3 separate regions of the Homo sapiens genome follow, and regions 2 and 3 are each linked to region 1. The links are chromatin loops, found by intact Hi-C in ENCODE. Cell type or tissue: transverse colon. All regions are shown on one strand.

Region 1 (2,500 bases):
GGTGGTCTTCCAGAGGAGTGGGTTTTGAGAATTGTCAGGCTTTCCACTTGTGGATGCATTCCAATGGTGAACTCAGTAAAAGGCCACTCTTCAGAGACCTGCATTTCTCATAGCAGCCCTAGGCATATATCCCGGGCATGACAGGGCACAGCTTGGGGTTGATGCTGATGGCAACTCTGAAGCCTCAAGACTGAGTGGGTCACCATAAGCAGCAGGAAGTTGAGGTGCCGGGATGGGGTGTGATGCTTCCACTCCTCCCTGGAACTTTGCAATACTTCCCTAGCCAGGCCGGCGACTCCATCCCGGGCTGTCCTCTCCCGATACAGGTCCACTCTCTGTGTGCCGGGGCAGGGGAGGGAGTGATGCTGCAGGAAGGTCCCTTCACCTCCAAGTCCCCACTCCTCAGTGGACAGGCCTTTGTAGGATCAAGCTTCGGTGGTCAGGCTCTGTCTTGCTTTGGAAGAAGGAGGTCTGGCTGGCTGTCGCTTCATATTAACCTGGATGACGTGACATGAATATGCCCAGTGGGACAAGAGCAGGCCCAGCAGAGGCCCCTTCCTCCTGACCATACCCTTCACCATTCTTGTCAACCTTGGGGTGTCTTGGCTGAGACCCACAGCTGAGTCCCTGCTGGAAACTAGCAGAACGCTGGGGGGCTTCGAGTCTTCTTAGGAAGGGAGGAAAGACACTCTCATTGTAATCAAAAGCCTCTCCGCACAGCAGGCCACTTCTCCAGTGAGCACGGACCCCTGGCCTGGGGCCTGGCTGAATGTAGGGTCTGCCTACAGAGAGGGAGTTTGAGGTACAGAGCACCACCTCTGCCTTCTGTTGGCCCAGGGCGGACAGTGTAGGGTGAGCCAGGGCCAGGCAGGGAGCTGGGCCCCTAGAGAGCTGTAGCTGAAAGTTAGACATGACCCTGAACCACCAGGTGCCTGCTCTAGGCACGGGGTACTGAGTGGGACATGGCTGAGATGAACAAAAAGGCATCACTGCCCAGAGTTGGGATGGGAGAGAGTCCACAGCTGATTGGAATCAGCATTGTCAGCACAGCACAGTACAGGGAGATACGCGCATTGCCGTCTCTGGATGGGCGGCTGGCACTTTCAGTTCAAAGGCGCTGAGGCTCTGAAGTTGGCAAGGAAGAGGATAACCCGGAGAAGGGAGGACTAAGAGAATTTCACTTGATGACCCTTGCCTCTTTGTGTCTGGGATGAGCCGCGCGGAGCGCACCCTTATCCACCCAGAGTGCTGTGCCTTTAAGGTCCACTGGGGGCGTGATGTCAGCCGCCCTCCGGCACTTGGAGAGGTGAGCGCGGCAGCCCGCGCAGCCGGTGACTGGGGGACTGGGTTTGGAGTAGGACCTGCGGCGTGCTCGAGACTCCGACTTCGGTCTTGCGGCGCGCTCGCGCCCGCGGGCCATGCCCCACTGACTCTAAGTGGGCACTGCCCCGGCTCCGGGAGGGCGAGACCGAGCGCCGGCCATGGGAAGCTTCCAGCTGGAAGACTTTGCGGCGGGCTGGATCGGAGGTGAGTGTGCTTACCGGGGACCCCCGGTCAGAGAGAGCGAGCCTGGCGGAGTTTGCCTCTATGCTCTGAGGAAACTTTGCCTCTGTGCGCTGCCATCCCGCTCCCCGTTGTGCGCGCAGCCTGCTTTGGGGAGTGCCCGGCCCCGAGATCCCCCTGGTGGTCTTGCAGTTGCCAGGGCTAAATTCTGAGAGCTTCACAGCGTTTCGGGCTGAGCTTCTGATTTGCTCATTAAGTTAGGATCCGTGGGACTTGATGAGGTAATGATTAAACAGCTCGTCAAAGCCCACAGCCAATGGAGGCTCCTGGCGGCGCACACACCCTTCAGTGACCTGGTGCACACCTGAATTGCGGACGTGGCTCGCGGGAACTTATGTATGAGGGTAGCGCTTGGCTGCTGATCCCGGGGCGCAGGGTGGTGGGAGCCAGGCTTCGAGATTAGGCCGGCCCAACGGGGCGTCCCGACTGGAGGGAGCAGAGCTCTCACAGCAGGGAGCGGAGCGCCGGCTGCAGGTGCCCATTGCCAGGCTGCGAGGAGCACTTATTGCCTTCAGCCGCCGCCAACCGTCAGCCATCGCCTACCTCCAAGGCCCCTTCTCCGGGCACTGTTGGGTCTGCTGATCCCTTCGCCACAGCTCCCGAAGCCACTCTTTTACTGGGCCTGGGATGGGTTGCCTGGGCGAGAGTTGCATTCATTTCCTTGCTTCTCCATTTTTCTTTCCAATTGGTCTATCCCTCTTTTCTCAGCTATTAGGAAAGGGGGAAGTTTGAGGGACTTTGCTAATTGTAAAAAAAAAAAAAAAAAAAAAAAAAAGTCTTTCTTTGGACCCATCTAAAAGGGTTATCCTAAAAGGGATGTTGGCAAATGTAGCCCCTCACCAAAGGGGTGAAAAAATAAGATGAAAAGAACAACAAACCAGATTGGATCCCAACTCCTCCCCTCCTACCTAGCAGGAGACCACCTCTCTCCCGAGAC
Region 2 (2,500 bases), 270 kb before region 1:
AGTAGCTATAAATGAATTGAAGGGTATGCTTTGTCTCGTACTTTTCTTGGCTTATGACATTTTTTTTGGCTGTACCGATGTGAATACCTAACTCCAGTCTATCTTTGCAGGCCATTATTTCAGGGGAAAAAAGCCTTTGTGATTTAGAAATGATTCTTGTGTGAGCACTGCCTTTAAATAACAATGGGTTGAAAGAAAGAGCTTGTTGCTTCATCATCCCCGTTGCTCTGGGGGAAAAACTTTGAATATTAGATCAGAGTCTCATCTGCATCTAATTAGACATGCCTACCACTCATCCCGGAATATCAACTCTGTCCTCATTGTGAAATGGGGCAGATTATTTGAAATCCAGCTTTGAATTGATTTTTTACCCAACAGAAGATCATTTTGCTTCTAACCAAAGCGTTGAGTTGAACTTGACGACATCATGGTCATTTTGCGTCTTCAGTGTATTTGGTGTTGGGGGAAAACCAACCCTGCTGCTCCTCTACTGAAGTGGAATTTGTGTCTACCAAATGAGAGCTGGAGCAGCCGTTTCACAGCTCCGGGGCTCCCTTTCTGGATCGGGGGGAGAGGCTCTAGAGGAGCATGTGATTTCTGCAGATGTCTGCCTGTAGGAGACAGAACTAGACACCAGCAAAACAAACCTGGCTGAGGCTGGTTGTTCGTGTGGCCCAGGTTAACTGGGTGATTAATCTCCATTTGATAAACAGGGGGTCAGCCCTGAGCCGGAGCATGAGAGCACAGTGGAGCATCCTGTGGGCTGGGGTGGACAGGAACTGTAAGACACTGTGTACTTCAGAGAGCAGACAGTCTCCTTGCAGCCCGACACACGTGGGTTTGAATCCTGTCTCTTCCACCTGCTAGCTGTGTGAACACGAGTGATGTGTTCACCTCACTGAGCCTTGTTTTCCTCATCTGTAAAATGGAGCTTCAATAGAACACCCCCGTTGTGGTCGTTACCAGGATTCAATGAGATAGGGTATGTAAGGCCCTCCACACAGGGTCTGGCTCACAGTAGGTAATAATTACACTAGTCCTTGTCGCTGTCCTCATGCAGCCTCGGGGAACTTGGAAAGCTCTTGGCTGAGACACCCGGACTCTTGGCTGCCCTCTGGTGGTGAGGCTCAGCGCGGACCTGCGTGGAGGAAGCTGGGAAATGTTACTTTGAAAGCAAGAAAATAGCTTAGGGTTTTAGTGCTTTCTTGAAGACCTCCAAGAATATCCATGTAACTTTTCAAAAACAGGAGGAGAAGAAAACACCCCAGGGGCTCTAAAAAGCAGCACGGTGTCTTCCTTGTGTGGAGGTTGAGCAGGAAGGGTTGTGTGGGCTTCTTTGCCTTTGAGGTTCCGGAGGCCCCCATCACGGTGTCCTGGCAGGACAGGCAGAGAGAAGGGAGCTGGGCGAGAGGGGAGTGGGGACTGAGGCTGGGGCTGGGCTCTGTGGACATGCATCTGGGGCATGGCCGATGCTCCCGGGCCTCCTCTAAATCCCCCAGTGTTCTCTACTTCTCTGCCCCTGGTGCTCTGCCGCAGCTAGCCCATCTCATCGCACATGGGCGTGGCGGCCACGGGCCATGTGAGAGCCAGGATGGAATCAGCACCTTTTTTTTTTTTTTCTTGCCTGATAATGACTTGCAATCTGCCATGAGCCTTCCCAGGACTGACAGATGTCTTGATCAGTCTCCTCCTCTGACCCTGGGTGAGACACCCGCTCTTTGGGGCTGCCCCAGAGTCTGCCGTGAGTCCGTCTGGCAGTCAGACCAACAGGCAATTTCAGGCAGCTTCTTTGCCTCCCTGTAGACTGAGTTTCTGGAGGGGCCATCTCCAGCATCCAGCACAGAGCAGATGTTTAATCATGCAACAGTAGCTGGGTGAATGAATGGTTGAACTCTGTCCTTGAGGATAAAGGAGCACAGCCAGTCATACCTCTGTTCCCCATGGTGCCCAGCAGAGTTTTGCACATAGCAGTAGCTCAGGAATGCGTGAAGAAAGCATGTTCTCAGGGATCTCCCTATGATCCTAATATTAATTCAACTGTGTTTGAATACCTCGTAAGTGCTATCATAGATTCTGGGAGGTTTTTACAAAGCAGCATATGACACAGCTCCTGGTTTCTAAGAAGGGCTTCTTCTTAGATGCTCAGGTTCAAATAAAACTGTTAAACTGTAGTGCAGATTATGTAATAATTCAGGACCAAAATGAGTCACCTATATGGATATTAGAGTTGATACTGGAGGCAGGGTTGGCCCCATGGGTTTGTGACATGTGAGTTGCACAGAGCATGTCTGGAAAGGGCCCCATGCTTGGTTTAATGCCCTGCTGTTGCCGTCTAGAAATTCTTAATAATTTTTGAACGGGAGGCCTGCATCTTTTTTTTTTTTTTTTTTTTTTGCACCTAGGCCTGCAAATTATGTAGTCAGTCCAGGATGACCAGGAGAAGCTCTGAGTGGAGTAGATCTGAGAGCGGTCAGGTGAGGTGGAGGAGTTGAACTGCAGG
Region 3 (2,500 bases), 350 kb before region 1:
TGACCCTGCTGGTCTGTGATGCAGTAATGAGGGGGGTGAGCCCCAAATGAGGAAATAGGGTCTCAAAGCAAGGGCCAATATCTTGCCTAGTAATGTGGAGTCTAGACAGGAACTAGGATTGTCTGACTTGGGAACTCACACTTTGATTCACTTAGGTCCCCACACAGCTTGATGATCTTCTGTGCAATTTTTTTTTTGTTTTGAGATGGAGTCTCGCTCTGTCGGCCAGGCTGGAGGGCAGTGGCACGATCTCGGCTCATTACAACCTCCGCCTCCCGGGTTTACGCCATTCTCCTGCCTCGGCCTCCTGAGTAGCTGGGACTACAGGTGCCAACCACCACGCCTGGCTAATTTTGTTTTTTCGTATTTTTAGTAGAGATGGGGTTTCACCGTGTTAGCCAGGATGGTCTCGATCTCCTGACCTCGTGATCCACCTGCCTTGGCCTCCCAAAGTGCTGGGATTATAGGCGTGAGCCACTGCGCCCGACCTTCTTGGAGTGACTTCTAAATGGGTGAGATGTTGGCAACAAGTCCTTCTCTGTCACTTCTAATTCAGATGAATGTGGGCAGGGTGTACTGGGAAGCTCAGAAGCCCATGCACTCTGTTTCCTGGGCCCTATTTGACTCTGAGACACACACACACACAGAGGCACAAGGACACGCAGCCCTTACATGGGAGTCTTTTGGAGATGTGCTTTAATGCGTAGAGAAGAGTCTTTCATTAGCATTGAAATAGGTGCTCCAGAGAGCACTTGAAAGCTGTTTGCTCTTTCAAGTAGGCTAAAAGTCCCCAGCTCTCTGGAGCCTGCACCGTGGCTGGCCTTACGCCTCTCCTGGAGGAGCCTGCTCCAGACTGGGATGTGGGGTTTTCAAGCCAGCTGCTCCTCTCACCATTCCCAGGAGCATTTTGCACATCCCAGCTGTGGGTTTTGATCCGGGGAATGTGAACAGAGGGGCCCTTGTGGAGCCCAGGCCTGGCCCAGCTCGTCCCTCCTGCAATTGTCCTACCCAGGGTGACCACCTCTCTCCCTCTGGGCTTCCCTTCACTCAGGCAGGACTGATCTGGCTTAAAGAGGCTGTGTCCCTGCTGGGCCTCTTGGCCTCTATGTCCCCCCCAGGTGGCCTCTGGGCAGACTGATGCCGGATTTGCACTCACTTAGCCTGGAGAAGAAGTTGGGGACCGATGGCCAGAGATCAAAGGTTAAGAGGGGTTAAGCCTTCACCCCAGAAGGTCACCCATCAGCCCTGAGACAAGTATCTCACAGGTATTTTCCTGAAACCTAGAGCAGAGTTAGGCCTTCAGGGAATGTTCATCTACTTACAGTCATACGACTGAATGACAGGGATATGTTCAAGAAATGAATTGTTCAGTAAGTTTGTGGTTGTGCAGAATCATAGAGTGTACTTACACAAGCCTAGATGGTATATATGCTTTTATTTATATATTTTTATATGGAAAACCAAATGTCCAAGCACCATTACTGATAATCAGTCATCTCTCCTACTTGATCTGCAATGTCAGTATCAAGTGCCATATGTCAGATTTCTATATGTGCTCCCTTATAATCTTATGGGACCACTGTCATATAAGTGTGGTCTATTGTTGACTGAAAAACGTTGTTGTGCAGTGCAAGACTGTACTAAGGAAACACCATCCTCCCGGTATAGAAGGTCCATACCCCAGATTTTATGCAAGTCACTGCCTCCTAGGGTCTGTTTCCCCATCTTCCGAATAAGGAGTTTGGACTTGACTGATTGACAATCAGTGGCAGATACTTCATTATCTTGGTCAATTAGAGCCCTTAATACATTTCTGCTCTCAGGCAATGAGAGGAAATTAGTCTAGACAAGACAGATAAAAGGGAAAAGGATGGTTGGACTTGATCAGAATTCCTAAGGGAGGTTGTAACATTGTTTTCCTGAGGATCTTGGTGATCAGAGCAGACCCTGCTGGTCTGTGATGGAGCAATGAGGAGGGTGAACCCCAAGCTGAGACTTAACCCCTTCCCATCTGCCCACCTTCCTTTCCCCTTCCCAAGAGGCTATGGTGAGCAAATGGCTTTGATTCAGAGGGGCCTGATTCATCAAGCCTGATCCAAGCTCGAGGGTTCTGATTTGTCCTGAGCACACAGTAGAGTTCCATCCAGTGGGAATGGGTGGGATATTATCCTACCTGCCTGCCTCTCAGCCAGGGGCAGTGCTATAGTGCACCAGTCAGGATGGTGGCAACCCAGAGGTGTGCGCTTCATGCAGAATGGACACACCAAGTGTTGTGGACAGCTGCAAAAAGCACCACCAAGGCTACACCTTTGATGGGCATTGTGTGAGCAAGACCCGGTGGAGAAGGAAATTGAAGGGAAAGAAATTTCACAGGCTGAACTTTTCCCCCTGCAGGGGCTCTCTGTTCCCATTCAGAGGAGTGCTCAAACTGTCTCTCCACGGCACTTGGGTCAAGGCCACAGGCTCTTCCAGGACTGTGGAGGAGTCCCATCTTGGTGGG

The links. Peaks named below come from ENCODE experiments on the same cell type or tissue, not always from the same donor. Only the 100,000 strongest peaks of a DNase experiment are listed, where the experiment ranks them.
Region 2: a loop joins it to region 1, with 5 times the contacts of the local background. A loop is called at or near these places in 85 of 110 quality-filtered maps.
Region 3: it touches region 1 in a loop (2.7-fold over the local background); 3 of 110 quality-filtered maps call a loop at or near these places.

Annotation. Positions count from the first base shown.
Region 1 is chr5:135,833,367-135,835,866 of GRCh38, forward strand. SLC25A48 (solute carrier family 25 member 48) reads left to right here and starts at 1,297. Exons shown (of 8, transcript NM_001349336.2): 1 at 1,297-1,527. The coding sequence starts at 1,482. RefSeq lists an enhancer at 262-763. In transverse colon, a CTCF peak has its summit at 1,285; DNase peaks (open chromatin) are centred at 1,295 and 1,845; H3K4me3 peaks cover 1,317 bases; H3K27ac peaks cover 465 bases; H3K27me3 peaks cover 2,500 bases.
Region 2 is chr5:135,565,243-135,567,742 of GRCh38, forward strand. No RefSeq gene overlaps it. Among named protein-coding and RNA genes, the nearest start is that of CXCL14, 12 kb to the right of the region's middle. RefSeq lists an enhancer at 1-446. In transverse colon, a CTCF peak has its summit at 1,107 (motif pointing left); a DNase peak (open chromatin) is centred at 1,099.
Region 3 is chr5:135,483,925-135,486,424 of GRCh38, forward strand. No RefSeq gene overlaps it. Among named protein-coding and RNA genes, the nearest start is that of TIFAB, 33 kb to the left of the region's middle. RefSeq lists an enhancer at 631-1,479. In transverse colon, no CTCF peak of the experiment used is centred here; no DNase peak of the experiment used is centred here; H3K27me3 peaks cover 1,799 bases.